Regions from separate parts of the Mus musculus genome. Here region 2 is linked to region 1. A link is a loop called in an ENCODE intact Hi-C map of the cell type or tissue named here. Cell type or tissue: heart. All regions are shown on one strand.

Evidence for each region. Peaks named below come from ENCODE experiments on the same cell type or tissue, not always from the same donor. Only the 100,000 strongest peaks of a DNase experiment are listed, where the experiment ranks them.
Region 2: it touches region 1 in a loop (16-fold over the local background); 4 of 42 quality-filtered maps call a loop at or near these places.

The regions. Positions count from the first base shown.
Region 1 is chr6:70,465,509-70,473,508 of GRCm38, forward strand. It overlaps Igk. Among named protein-coding and RNA genes, the nearest start is that of Gm46962, 250 kb to the left of the region's middle. In heart, no CTCF peak of the experiment used is centred here; no DNase peak of the experiment used is centred here.
Region 2 is chr6:70,706,098-70,714,097 of GRCm38, forward strand. Gm46961 (a long non-coding RNA gene) reads right to left here. Exons shown (of 3, transcript XR_001785273.2): 3 at 6,982-7,151. It also overlaps Igk. Among named protein-coding and RNA genes, the nearest start is that of Gm46961, 8.8 kb to the right of the region's middle. In heart, CTCF peaks have their summits at 3,384 (motif pointing left) and 7,209 (motif pointing right); a DNase peak (open chromatin) is centred at 3,394; H3K4me3 peaks cover 347 bases.

The DNA.
Region 1 (8,000 bases):
ATTTAGTTTTAATATGAAATATCTTGTTTTTTCCATCTATGGTAATTGAGAGTTTTGCTGGGTATAGTAGTTTGGGCTGGCATTTGTGTTCTCTTAGGCTCTGTACGAGATCTGCCCAGGATCTTCTAGCTTTAATAGTTTCTGTTGAGAACTCTGGTGTAATTCTGATACATGTTATTTGACCTTTTCCCCATACTGCTTTTAATATTCTTTCCTTGTTTTGTGCATTTAGTGTTTTGACTATTACATGATAGCAGGAATTTCTTTTCTGGTCCAATCTATTTGGAGTCCTGTAGGCTTCAGTAGACGTTCCTAACACTTCCCTGAGCCCACTCACCTGGTACCCAGAATAGTAGCACCTATATCAGGAGAACAGCTGACTTCATCTCTGAGAGTTGGTCTAGAGGTGGCTTCTTAAGGCAGTGAAAATGAGCCTTCACATATATTTGAGCATCTGGAACCACTGGCTATTCATACAACATGCAAAGTTGCTCAGTAAAGCATATGCTCTAAAGGACACCTGCTTTGTCTCAGGGGTAGTCGGGGTTGGCAAAACCATTCATAGAGCATCTCAAGCACATCCCAGGGATTTCATGACTACCATGGACAACTTTCACCCCATTTCTTTAAAATAATTTCATACAATTTATTCAATATATTTTAATTGTTTCTCCTCTCCCAACTTTAGATCCCTCCTACCTCCCTACAGCTTATTTATTTAGTTTCTGAGTTTACAAGATGTCATCTTTGTGAAGTGAACAAAATTTTAGTCAAGATCTCTAAAGAAATGAAGTGAGAAACATAAATTGATTTTCATCTAACTGGACCCACATTTAAAGCTCTAATTTTGTCATCTTTTTCCTCTCTGTCTCTGTCTCTCTCTGCCTCTCTCTGTCTCTCTCTGCCTCTCTCTGTCTCTCTCTCTTTCTCTCTCTTTCTCTCTCTCTCTCTCTGTGCGAGTGTAAGAGAAATAATGGGAGAGGATATTTAAGAATGAAGTTAAGCCCATATGTTTCATCTTCCACAAAACTAAATTCAAAGAAAAACTCAAAAACTGAAACTTCTAGAGAAAAGCAAAGGCAGATCTCTAAGTGGTATATGACTAGAAAGGACTTCTGAATAGGATTTCATTTTCCCAAATGTTAAAATCATCTATTACCTAGTGAAACATCAGGAAACTAAAATGTTCCAAGATTGCTAAAGATAACATAGTCAGGATGAGACGAAATCCACAGACAAGGAGAGAGCTATTTGCCAGGTAAATGCCTAACAGGATTAATATCCGAAACAAAGCACTCAAACAAAACAAAGAGTTTAAAAATAATTACAACAAACAAACCCAAATAGCTCATTCCAAAAATTGGCTTATTATCTGAAGAGTCCTCAAAACTAGAGATAAAAATGGGTAAGAGATATCTTTAAACTTTATTCCTAGCAATTAGAGAAATGTAAATCAAAACAACTTTGAGATTTCATCTTGCCCCACTCAGAGTGGCAAAGATCAATGAAACATCTGTTCTCAAATGCTGGAGAGGATAAGAGGAAAAGGGGACCCTTACCCACTGGTGGGAAGGTTGCAAACTAGTCTAGTCACTCTGGAAATCAGTGTAGATAACAAAATAAAAATATAAAATAAATCTATCATATGACCCAACTATTACAATCCTTCCATAAGGACAAAAGATTCTATCAACCCCTTGTTCCACAGATACATGCCCATTATGTACCTTGAAAACAACCTAAATATTCTTTATCAGACAAGAGGATAATGTTGCCCATATACACTATGAAATATTATTCAGTTATAAAGAAAAATAATATTTGAAGGTAATTGAAAGAACAAGTAAAGATCATAATATGTGAGGTAACCCACACCCAGAAAAACAAACAGTACATATTCTCTCATCAGAAACTCCTAGTTCCAAATCCACATTCAAGTCTATAACCTAGAGTAACTGAAGAAACTATAAAGTTAAAATGGGATATCTGGAGATATGGCTTAGTGGTTAAGAACACTAAGATCATTAGCTGCTCTTCTAGAGGTCCTAAGTTAAAATTCCAGAAAACACATAGCAGCTCACCACCACCTATAACGTAATACTTTGTGCTTTTCTGTTATTCAGGCTTGCATGCAAATATAACATGGGAATATGGGAAAAGGAAACAATAGGTAGGAGAATATAAGTGATTCAAGGTGGAAAATATGTATTTTAACTAGGTGTAGAGTGAGAAATATAGAAAGAGATCAGATACTAAAATAACAGAAAGGGTGTCTGGAAAAGTCCTAAGAAGACATGATTAAGTATCTACCTATAAAACCTCTCTCTCTCTCTCTCTCTCTCTCTCTCTCTCTCTCTCTCTCTCTCTCTCTCTCTCTCTCTGTGTGTGTGTGTGTGTGTGTGTGTGTGTGTGTGTGTGTGTGTGTTTGTGTGATGTATATGATATACATATTAGTTTAAATAAAATTTTCTGATTTAAGCTTATAATTATCCCTCAAGATCCATAGACAATTTTTAAAAGGCATTAAATGTTCTCTTTTTATCATTAGCTATTTTGCCTTTGGTTGCCACCCAGAGGTAGAAGAAGGTAAAGCCATATTGCATTTTGTTCATGGACCTAGAGGACCCAAATTGGATATTACCTGAATATATACCCTCTTTGAGAACTAGATTTCATAATACAAGAAAGCACCATACAAGCTTCCAAATGAATGTCTATGAACCAGAGCAATGTCCAGCATGCATGATAACCCCAAGGCTGCAATAATAACACATATATTTGCCAGTAACCAACAGCTCTCTGATTGAACTTAAAGCCCATTATACAAGAGGTATATAATGCCTAGTACTGGAAACAGCAGAAAGGGATGAAATTTTTTGGAAGGTTACTGGATATTGTCAAAACCTATGATATACTTGAAAGATATTGCTTTGATGATGCTTGTTTGCAATGAGTATACTTCAGTAAAGAATTTTAAGGGGTAGCAGTATGACTCAGAAGGTAATTCACTTGCCATCAAGCCAGATGTCAGACCTGAATTTAATTCCCACAACTCACATGACAGAGAGGGCAACATACACAAAGATAATTAAACAACTAAAATGTGATAAAATAATTACAAGAATTTATGAAAAGAAAAGAAAAATGGAAAGAATGAGTACTTGTAAGAAAGTGAGAAATCCAACAAGCCAATATGCCAGAACACCAAGCAGGGTGTCCATGGAACTTTTCCGCTCTCCTTTCCCCCAGACACCATTCTCAAGATTACTGCTAACTCTGCAACAGGACACTAGGTGGAGCCTCTCCTCCCTACTGTCTACACTTGCTATAGATCCCACAGACAGTACCCCTAGCTTGTCCTCTCCCATTCATCAATATATCCCAGTCCCCAGTTCAGATGAATTCTCCCTGTTCAACCACAGACCATTTCTGCCAGAAGACCAGGTAGGCAGCCTGCAGACCTTCTCCACTCTCTATTCCTCCAGGCCCAGGTCTCAGAGTCACCCCAAGCTCTGCAACAGAACATGAGCTTAGCTCTCCCTCCCTCCCTCCATCCCTACCCACTTACCTCCAGTCCATTCCCCCTGTGTATCTCACAAACCATCACCTTCTGCCTCCACTCCCACCCTTGTGGCTTTTTACCAGCCCCCAACACAGACAGAAAATTCCTACTCAACAACAGGCTATATTGGCCCCTACTCAAAATGAAAGTATTAATTAAATAGATGGGAGGCAGCTCTTAAAGGCAAATACCATAAAAGATTATACACAGATGCCAGAAGTGCTGCTGGGTGGTTGGATCAAATCCAAGCTTATTGTGAGTAGCTACACAAATTACTTCTACTGCATTCTATCATGACTGGTTTCCAAGGGCACTGAATAGAACAGAATTTGTAATCAACTTGAGCATGAGAAAGATTCCTAGTAGAAGGAGATACAACCAGTGAGAAAGTTTTCTTATATTACTAACAGAACAAAATGACAGGCTAGGCAGGTAAAAGTTACCTAGAACTTAACATCTTACCTAGGCCTTAACATTTCATCTAGGCCTTAAAATTTTAACTAGACCTTAACATGTTCTACTAGTATTATGTGAAAACTAAATAATATTAATGTAGATAGAACTCACTCTCCTGTTCTAATTACTCTCTGTGAGGCTTACTTCCTACCTTGGCTAACCTAGTCCAAGTCCTGGAAGCTTCTAGCCTCAGGATCAATGTAATATTGGCCTAAAACATTTTAAGACTCTGACAGTTGCTGCTGAATAAGCTCACATTTTCTTATTCTTTTTTAATTCAAGCTCACTGTTTCAACTCAGCTACTCTGGTTCAAACTCCTCTCCCAGATGACTTAATCAAACTGTCTCTTCTCTCAGCCTCTGAATTGTTTTGATTGGATTCAATGAACTCTAGCAATCTTTCATAATCTTCTGACTCCTTCTCAGTCTCTTGATCATTTTATCTTAACCTGTGTCTAGCTTGTTCTATCTACATTCTGCTTCTGTAAAACTATCTCAGTAGGAGCCATCTTGAGTCCCAGGTCCCTCAGAGATCAGTCTGCGCAGGTGAGAGAGCAGACTACAGAAGGAACACAGCTTCTGGAACAGCCCCCATTTCAGGCTCCAGACATCTGGGCACCTTCTGCATCAGAGGAGAGGTATCCAACTGGGAGGGCTCTGAACGCCAGAGCAGGTGAGAGCAATCTTGTGTCCCACATCCCTCAGAGACCAGTCGGTGCAGGTGAGCATGCAGACTGCAGAGGAAACACATCTTCTCGGACAGGTCCTGTTTGGGGCCTTCATCTTCAACCTGGAGGCAGGTCCAATCGCCAGATATCTGTCAACCTTCCCTGCAAGAGGAGAGCTTGCCTGCAGAAAGTATTCTGACTAATGAGACTCGGGAGAGAGCTGGACGCTCAGAACTGCTGACATAGGCTAACAGAATCACAGGAGGAACAAGCTCCAACCAGAGACAACTATAACAACTAACTCCAGAGATTACCAGATAGCGAAAGGCAAATGTAAGAATCTTACCAACAGAAACCAAGACTTCTCACCATCATCAGAACCCAGCATTTCCACCTCAACCAGTCCTGGATGCCCCAACACACCAGAAAAGAAAGACTCGGATTTAAAATAATATCTTATGATGCTGATAGAGGATGTCAAGAAGGGCATTAATAACTCACTTAAAGAAATACAGGAGAATAGTGCTAAAGACGTAGAAGCCCTTAAAGTGGAAACACAAAAATCCCTTAAAGAGCTACAAGAAAACACAACCAAACAGGTGATAGAATTGAACAAAACCAACCAAGACCTAAAAAAGGAAGTAGAAACAATAAAGAAAACCCAAAGTAAGAAAACTCTGGAGATAGAAACCCTAGGAAAGAAATCAGGAACCATAGATGAACATTTCCTTAAAAACACATCTTTGTTTTACACTTATCCTGCTTCCATTGATTGGGGTATTCAACTGTGTCAGGGGACTTGCCTTATGAAGCATTCATGTCTGAACCTGCTAACCAGGATGTCAGTTATCCATCTACATGTCTCTTTCCTTCGAAGAAAAAGAATACAGGAGATGGAAGAGAGAATCTCAGGTGCATAAAATTCCATAGATAACATGGGCATAACAATCAAAGAAAATGCAAAATGCAAAAATATCCTATCTCAAAACATCCAGGAAATCAAGGACACAATGAAAAGACCAAACCTACAGATATTAGGAGTAGATGAGAATGAAGATTTTCACCTTAAAGGGCCAGCAAATATCTTCAACAAAATTCTAGTAGAAAACTTCCCAAACCTAAAAAAAGAGATGTCCATGAACATACAAGAAGCCTATAGAACTCCAAATAGACTGGACCAGAAAAGAAATTCCTCCCGACACATGATGATCAAAACAACAAATGCACTAAATAAAGATAGAATATTGAAAGCAATAAAGGAAAAAGGTCAAGTAACATATAAAGGCAGGCCTATTAGAATTACACCAGACATCTCACCAGAAACTATGAAAGCCAGATGATCCTGGACAGGTGTTTTACAGACCCTAAGAGAACACAAATGCCAGCCCAGGCTACTATACCGAGCAAAATTTTCAATTACCATAGATGGAGAAACCAAAGAATTCCATGATAAAACCAAATTCACACAATAATTTTCCATGAATCCACCCCTTCAAAGGATAATAAAGGGAAAACACCAACACAAGGAGAGTAACTACACCCAAGAAAAAGCAAGAAAGTAACCCTTCAACAAACCTAAAAGAACAGAATCCCAACTTTAATAACAAAATTATCAGAAAGCAACAATTGCTTTTTTAAAATTTCTCTTAATATCAATGGACTCAATATCCCAATAAAAAGACATAGACTAATAGACTGGCTACACAAACAGATCCCAACATTTTGCTGCTTACAGGAAACCCATCTCAGGAAAAAAAACAGACACTACCTCAGAGCAAAAGGCTGGAAAAGAATTTTCCAAGCAAATGTTCCAAAGAAACAAGCTGGAGTAGCAATTCTAAAATGGAATAAAATTGACTTCCAACAAAAAAAGTTATCAAAAAAGACAAGGAGGAGCACTTCATACCCAAAGGTAAAATCTACCACGATGAACTCTGAATTATGAATATCTATGCTCCAAATGCAAGGGCAGCCACATTCATTAAAGAAATTTTAGTAAAGCTCAAAGCACAATATTAGTGGGAGACTTCAATACCCCACTCTCACCAATGGACAGATCCTGGAAACAGAAACTAAACAAAGACACATGGACACTAACATAAGTTATGGAACAAATGGATTTAATAGATATCTACAGAACATTTTATCATAAAACAAAAGGATATACCTTCTTCTCAGCGCCACACGGTACATCCTCCAAAATTGACCATATAATTGGTCACAAAACAGGCCTCCACAGATACAAAATATTGAAATTATCCCATGCATTCTGTCTGACCACCACAGACAAAGGCTGATCTTCAATAACAACATAAATAATAGAATGCCAACATTCACGTGGAAACTGAACAACACTCTACTCAATGATTACTTGGTCAAGGATTAAAAGAAGAAAGAAATTAAAGACTTTTTAGAGTTTAATGAAAATGAAACCACAACATACAGAAACTTATGGGACACAATGCAGGCAGTCCTAAGAGGAAAACTCATTGCCCAGAGTGACTCCAAAAAGAAACTAGAGAGAGCATACACTAGCAGACTGACAGCACACCTAGAAGCTCCACAACTAAAGGAAGCAAATTCACCCAAGAGGAGTAGACAGCAGGAAATAATCAAAGTCAGGGCTGAAATCAACCAAGTGGAAACAACAACAACAACAAAAAAAAAAAAAAAACTATTCAAAAAAATCAACCAAACCAGGAGCTGGTTCTTTGAGAAAATCAACAAGATAGAAGAACCCTTAGCCAGACTAACTAGTGGGCACAGGGACAGTATCCTAATTAACAAAATCAGAAATGAAAAAGGAGACATAACAACATAACCTGAGTAAATCCAAAACATCATCAGATCCTACTATAAGAGGCTGTACGCAACAAAACTAGAAAACTGGGATGAAATGAACAACTTCCTAGACAGATACCAGGTACCAAAGTTAAATCAAGATCAGATAAACTATCTAAAAAGTCCCATTTCCCCTAAAGAAATAGAAGCAATCATCAATAGTCTCCCAACCAAAAAATAAAAGCCCAGGACCAGATAGGTAGTGCAGAGTTCTATAAGACCTTCAAAGAAGACCTAATTCCAACTCTCCACAAACTATTCTACAAAATAGAAACAGAAAGTACTCTACCCAATTCATTCCATGAAGCCACAATTACTCTGATACCTAAGCTGCACAAAGATCCAACAAAAAAAGATAAATTCAGACCAATTTCTCTTTTGAATATCTATGCAAAAATATTAAATAAAATTCTTGCTAACCGAATCCAAGAACACATCAAAAAGATCATGACCAAATAGGCTTCATCTCAGGG
Region 2 (8,000 bases), 240 kb after region 1:
TGGGCAGGAAGAATAGTCAAGAATATGATGTCTACTCTCTAAAGTGTGAATAGAAAACAAAGGCTCTGAGTCTATAGCAAGCCACTCAAACAGCACCAGACAAGATAAAATCTGCTGTAATTCTAGGAGAAATCCAGAAATATGGAGGTGAGTGAGTTCCTTCAACACCGTCAATGACTGAAAAATGCCATCATAGCATAGAATGTATATTTAAAAGTGGAATTAACAGTGTTGGTTAAGTATGAATATATATGACTATATATGACTAAATATGAATATATGACCAGGAAACAGGAAAAGTATCTTTGCCTGGCAGATTTGAAGTATGTTTTGAGAATGAGTACTATATTAGCTACAAATAAGAGAAATAAACTTATGAATGAAAAACAATAACTAGGGCCTAGAGAGATAGCTTATCAGTTAAGAGTTCTTGCTGCTTTTCTAGAAGACCCAAATTTTATTCACAGCACCCTTGCTGGGCACCTCACAAGTACCTGTAACTCCAGCTTCATGAAATCTGATGCCCTCTTCTGACCTCTGTGGGCATCTGTATGTATGTGTAGCATTCATGCATACACATACACATAAATAAAGATAATCTTGACATAAGAGAAAATAAGTGGATAAGCTTTGACTATAATTTCATAAAATTGCATTTACTTTAAAAAAACCAAGTGATAAAGATGTAAGATGTTTATACGATAATTTTCTAACTAAAACCGGGTGAAAAGAAGAAATTATATTAGAATTATTTATATTATATATGTGTATATATGAAGTGACCACATTTAAAATGTGTGGTAGTATTCAAATGTAAATATCAGTATTCCAGTGATTATGTGTTATTTATTCATGCATTCAGAAAACAAGTGTGCACATAGATAGAGCAACTGTTCAATTAAGGACATAGAAATGGAAAGACAAACCTATGAAAAGCAAATAAAACATCATAAAGAATAAAAGCAGAACCACCAACAGATTGGAAAAGGATCTTTACCTATCCCAAATCAGATAGGGGACTTATATCCAATATATATAAAGAACTCAAGAAGGTGGACTCCATAAAATCAAATAACCCCATTAAAAAGAGGCTCAGAACTGAAGAAAGAATTCTCGCCCGAGGAATACCGAATGGCAGAGAAGCACCTGAAAAAATGTTCAACATCCTTAATCATCAGGGAAATGCAAATCAAAACAACCCTGAGATTCCATCTCACACCAGTCAGAATGGCTAAGATGAAAAGTTCAGGTAACAGCAGATGCTGGCGAGGATGTGGAGAAAGAGAAACACTCCTCCATTGTTGGTGGGATTGCAAGCTTGTACAACCACTCTGGAAATCAGTCTGGCGGTTCCTCAGAAAATTGGACATAGTACTACTGGAGGATCCAGCAATACCTCTCCTGGGCATATATCCAGAAGATGTCCCAACCGGTAAGAAGGTCACATGCTCCACTATGTTCATAGCAGCTTTATTTATAATAGCCAGAAGCTGGAAAGAACCCAGATGCCCCTCAACAGAGGCATGGATACAGAAAATGTGGTACATTTACACAATGGAGTACTACTCAGCTATTAAAAAGGATGAATTTATGAAATTCCTAGGCAAATGGATGGACCTGGAGGGCATCATCCTGAGTGAGGTAACCCAATCACAAAGGAACTCTCACAATATGTACTCACTGATAAGTGGATATTAGCCCAGAAACTTAGGATACCCAAGATATAAGATACAATTTGCTAAACACATTAAACTCAAGAGAACAAAGACCAAAGGGTGGACACTTTGCCCCTTCTTAGAATAGAAAACAAAACACCCATGGAAGGAGTTACAGAGACAAAATTTGGAAGTGTGATGAAAGGATGGACCATCTAGTGATTGCCATATCCAGAGATCCATCCCATGATCAGCTTCCAAACGCTGACACCATTGCATACACTAGCAAGATTTTGCTGAAAGGACCCAGATATAGCTGTCTCTTGTGAGACTATGCCAGGGCCTAGCAAACACAGAAGTGGATGCTCACAGTCAGCTATTGAATGGATCACAGGGCCCCCAATGGAGGAGCTAGAGAAAGCACCCAAGGAACTAAAGGGAACTGCAACCCTACAGGTGGAACAACAATATGAACTAACCAGTACCCCGGAGCTCTTGTCTCTAGCTGCATATGTATCAAAAGATGGCCTAATAGGCCATCACTTGAAAGAGAGGCCCATTGGACTTGCAAACTTTATATGCCCCAGTACAGGGGAATGCCAGGGCCAAAAAGGGGGAGTGGGTGGGTAGGGGAGTGGGGGGGGTGGGTGGGTATGGGGGACTTTTGGTATAGCATTGGAAATGTAAATGAGCTAAATACCTAATAAAAAAATGGGGAAAAAAGAATAAAAGCAGAAACTAATGAAAAATGTGGTTATAAAGTGAATAAAACTGTGATTGAAATATCTTTCTCTTGAAAAGGATCATTAAAACAGATGAATATTGAGCTATTTAAAGGTAAAACATGCCAAAAATCATGTTATGAAGGAGCAAAGAGAAAACAACTGTATCTATAGCTCCTGAAGAGCTTAAGTTTGGAGGAGTGTGTCCTGCTTTTAAAGAGGTAGAACCATGCTGTAGATGAAGCCCATGATGTTCTGTGAAAAGAGAAGTAACCCTGACTCCAGAAGATGTGTTCAACTGGAAAAGATCAATAATCAAAGATCGTAAAACAATTGGGAGAGACCCACCATCCCCTCCTCTGTGGGAAAGTTCAAGGTCATTTTCTTGAAAAGTTCTAGCATATGTTTTTGGAGTAGTAGTAGTTGTTGCTGTTGTTGTTGTTGATGATGATGATGATGATGTTGTTGTTGTTGTTGTTGTTATATAAACCTTCTTTGGAGCATAGAAAACTACAAAAACAGAAACAAAAAACAAAAAAAAATATCTATTTCAGATAACCTATATTCAATACAGCTGCATTAATGAGGCAATTTATCATCAATGAAGCATCACCTATTGTTGATTTGTTAAAGATTATTTATCTTCAATATAAGTAAAAGCCTGATAACTGGCCCTGTTGACTGTGGCTTTTACTGCTGTTTCTCTGTGCTGAAACTATCCATACAAAATAGAAATAAAGTCTGAAAAGTCAAAAAAAACACAATGTTCTGATAGTTGGAAACCGTGTGTATATGTGGGGTGGGGGAGGGGGTAATGCTCATAAATGTGTGACAGAGAGATAGGGGAAGAGGAGAAAGACAGATCTTCTAAAAACAACAGTCTGGTCCCATTATGGGGGTGGAGACCTGGCCAAATTGAGATCTCTGCTTTTGTTTGCAGGACAGTTCTGTGACCCATGACTGGGCCTCTGTAGACTTGCCGCTTATACAACACTGCCATCTGCTGATACAGCATTAGCACCCTGACTTGCTCTGGTGATAAACTGGAGGCACTGTGAGATCATTTCCTTGTCACTGTTTCCTGTGCCACACCCATTCATATGTACTAGAAATAGTCTGAGAAGAAAAAGACGTTCAGATAGGAAGGGAGCATGTAATGTACCTATATATCTACATAGATACTTACTCAAGGGGAGGGAGGGTTTGGTGTGTGTGTGTGTGTATCTCCCGTGCACACACACACACACGAAAAAGTTGGAGAGGAAAGATTTTTTTTTTAAACAACAGTCTGATCCCATTATAGAGGTGGAGACCTGACAAGATTCAGATCACTGGCTTTGTTTGCAGGCCAGCTCAGTGACCCATGATCGGGCCTCCGTAGGCTCACTGCTTATACAGCACTGCCATCTGCTGACACAGCTTCTCTGTTGACACAGCTTCTGCCCCCTGCCATGCTCAGATAATGAGCTGTTCATTGGCTCTGTGAGATCGATTCCTTTTCATTGCTTTCATTTTTGATATCTAAACAATGTTTCTACAATTCAGAGACACAAACAAATTGTATAAATAACTTCAATTTTACAAGTTAACATTTTCCACCTTTTACTGGTATCAAACGGCTTGCCGTGGTTCTGACCTGCCAAGATAGGGAGTAAAGCTCTCTTTGGTCTCTAGTCCCAGGCCTTGGAGTTCCAAAAGCCTGGGTTTGGAGGGAGTCCCAGAAGTTTACAGCTCCAAGCCCTGAGAGCTAGAGGCCTACTGTTCCAGGTTTTGAAATCCAACAGGATGACTAGGGAGAGGTGGCTCAGTGGTTAAGATGTGCCCTGCTTTTTCAGAGGATGTAAGTTCAGTTCCTAGCACCCATATCAGGCAGCTCACATGCAGTTACATATAACAGCCTGTAATTTCATCTCCAAGGATCTGAACATCTCTTCTGGCCTCCTCAAGCACTGTGTTCACATGCATGCACAGTGTGTGTGTGTGTGTGTGTGTGTGTGTGTGTGTGTGTGTGTGTGTGTACTATATATACACACATATATAGTAGAGTGAGTTGAGCTGGTAGCCTGGGGTGTCTGACACCTTGGCCCTTTGACAGTTCCTTAGAAATCTCCCAGTACCAGGGCCAGAAGTTTCTTGTCTTCAGCAGCTGTCTCTATTGCCTCTGCTCCTCCTCATCTCTACCACAGCCTTTTGATGTCACTGCCGATGTCACCAAGGACACTTCCTTCACCACTGACATTGCCTTCATTGTCCCTGCTTCCTTCCTTTCCTCATGTTACCAGCTCAACTCACTCTACTAATGATAAAACGCAAAAATAGGCAAGACCGGGCCTTTTATTGCAACTTAATGCTTCAGCTTCAACACCAGAGAGCAACATCTAGCTGGTATCTCCAGGTTAACTTGCAGAGTGAACCAAGCAGAGCACTTATATAGCCAGAGTGGGAGTGTGTCCAGTGTGTGTGCACGTGGCAGTACATCACACCAATGAAGAACAGTATTCTCACCAAGCATGAAGGGCTGCACCTGTCCCAATCACAGCAGTCCCTCAGACACTCAGAATGAAGTCACACACCTTCAGACTGCCTTCTTGACTGATATTCCTTCATTCAAGGCCATACATAGCTCCATAGGATGAAGCAGTCTTAATTTACCATTCAAATCATCCAAGCTATCAGGAAAATTGACATTAAGAAACACATCTACAATAAAGTTGTCATTCACAGTGATTTAACAATAGGTTAAGAATGCATAGCTCCTGCCTCAGTGATCCCATGAGTAATGGGCCTCCTAATATGACTGTTTTACTTATCCCACCATCCAACCACCCTTGGCAACCACCACACACATCTCTTTGACATGTGTGTATGAGATATTTTAATCATATTCAAGGCTGATTACCTTCTCTTATCTCCCTCACATTCTAACTACATCCCTGCTAACTTTGTGTCCGTTTTTAAGGTTTATTTTTATTTATGTGTATGTGTGTGTGTCTGTTATGGACCATGAGAATGTGTCCAATCGCCTGGACCTGGAGTTACAAACAGTTGTGAATTGCCTGCTGTGGGTGCTGGGAATCAAATTCAGGCCCTCTGCAGGAGCGTCAAGTGTTCTTGGCCGCTAAGCCACCTTCCCACAACCCCACACACTTTTTGATAACCCGTTAGCTGAGGTAACTTACATAAACTCGGGTTAGGGGTTATTTAACAAAGCATGATCAACTTAGCAGTGGGTATATCACTGAAGAAACTTTTGTTCCCTCCCCTAGCAACTATTAACAGCCAAAAGCTGTTTAGAAAAGGGTAGGGGCCTTAAAAGCCCCAATTAACCTAATTAGAAGTCCTTAACTGACTATAAATCTTAAAGGAAAAGAAGAGCCTCATAAGCCCCTGCCCTGCCCGTGATGGAATATTGGCAGGCCAGATCTTCTGGTTGTGAGAAAGTAATCAAGCTGCTCTGAGTCCGTGAGTGCAACAGCCATGTCTGATTCCCAAGGATGGTGCACAAAGCCCCTTTCCTTCCACCAACTCTGTGTTCTTTCTACCCCTTCTCCTGCAGTGTACTCTGAACCTTGTATGGTGATGACATAAACGAACCATTGATGACTGAGCACTCAATCATCCCTTATTTTCAGCGCTTTGACCCGTTATAAGTCTCTGCATAAAACACACACACACACACACACAAGGGAGGAGGGTCTGAGCAACACTAATCTATAGGTTTTCAACCTAGCAATATTTACAAGGCCATTCAAAAAACAAACCATGTCCATTTAGTGAAACAACAGCAGTAAGTTTCCCACTAGGGCCTTTAACCACACCCCCATAAGCCTTTAACCAGGTTTACAGTAGCAGGAATGAATACTGTGGAGTGGACCTCAAACCCAATCAGAAAATGGTTGGTTACCCCCATTCTAGCCATACCACTATTGCTCCAGTGGGCATATCTTACCTGCCGTGGGGTCGATCCAATAGGGCACAGGGTCTATAGCTAAATGCAACTGCTGACTAGCTCCTTCACCCAGAAGACTGTGCACCATCGTCTGGCACTGTGAAATCCACCCAGCTGAAAGGAAGCCTCCAATCGGCTCCATCTGGGCTTTTCCATGGTCTACAACCAGGAGCATGGTGTATCCAGCAATAGGGTCTTAGCATCTAGAAATTAGCTATGGTAATTGCCTATATTGTTTGAAGGACCTTAAGGACCTCAATGACCAACATATAGCATGGAATCTCACCCCTGGCACCAGGATTTTTATTTAATAACCTATGGCTTCCGGGAGCAGCTTTATCCTCCCATGCAGGGTACCTCACACCAACTCCTTTTTATTAATTGTACGTTAAATCACTTGCAAAGTAGTATTCTTCCTTACGGCTTTTTCATGCACCCTCACGCAGCTTTGAATGGCCATCTCTCCCCCCTCTCCTCTTTCCCATTTTTCTGCACTACATTCCTACTTCCTACAAAATTTGTCCTAAACAGTTTTTCCTTTCTCTCCACCATTGTCCCTTCCAAGATTCCTAGATTTTGGTTACCTTAAATGCCAACAAGGTACAATTTTCAGAGGCTTTACAGTAACAGAAAAAAAAGAGGTTACAAGGTACTTTTCAAATTTATTGATGGGCACAGGAGTGCAGGTTAAAGCAAAGTGGGGAACCTCTGCTACAGACCTCGGATGCTATCTGACGGTCCCAGTGTTTGCCGTGAGGATGCTGCTCGGCCAACAACTCAAGTCAGGATGAGTTGGGATCTGTTCTTGTATTCCAAAGGATTTACCTAACAGTCACAAAGATGATAGGTCACAGACGGCAGTAAATGGCCTCAAGTAGCAGTTAATGGCCACTTGAGGGAGCTAAAGATAACTTGTCTCTGGGCCTGCACAGATTCCACCCCTCCACAGTCACTGAAGTTCTTTATTATCATTATTGTTGTTGCTGCTGTTGTTGTTGTTGTTTTATATCCATAAATGTTGCCGCCCCCGCCCCCAGCCTCCCTTTGCAGATTTCTTCCCCAACACCCCCTTAGCTTCTAAGAGGGTACCCCCACCCCAGTCATCCCGCTTCCCTCAGGCATCAAGTCTTTACAGGATTAGCTCATGCTCTCCCACTGAAGCCAAACAAATATGTCTGCTACATATGTGCGGGGGAGGACGGGGGGGGGGGGGGGGACTCGGACCAGCCCATATATGCTCTTTGGTTGCTGGATTTCTCTCTGGGAGCTCTCAGGGGTCTGGGTTAGATGACACTCTTCATCTTCCTATAGAGTTGCCATCCCTTCCTTTCCTTCAGTCCTTCCCCTAAGTCCTTCCCCTAACTCTCCCATAGGGGTCCCCGACTTCAGTTCAATGGTTGGCAGTAAATATCTGTCTCAGTCAAGGGCTGGTAGAGCCTCTCAGAGGACAGTCATCCAGGCTCCTGTCTGCAAGCACAACGTAGCATCAATAATGGCGTCAGGGTTCTAATCGGTGATTCAGCCTTTGTAAAGTGGTCAACGTAAGGTGCAGGTTCTTGGGGAGGGACTTGAAGGGGACACGAGGACTTTAATTCACATGGATAAAATAGAAGACTGCCTCTATGAGAAAGGTGAGTCTGTGGACTAAATGGATTCTTTCCCGCAGAGAGAAAT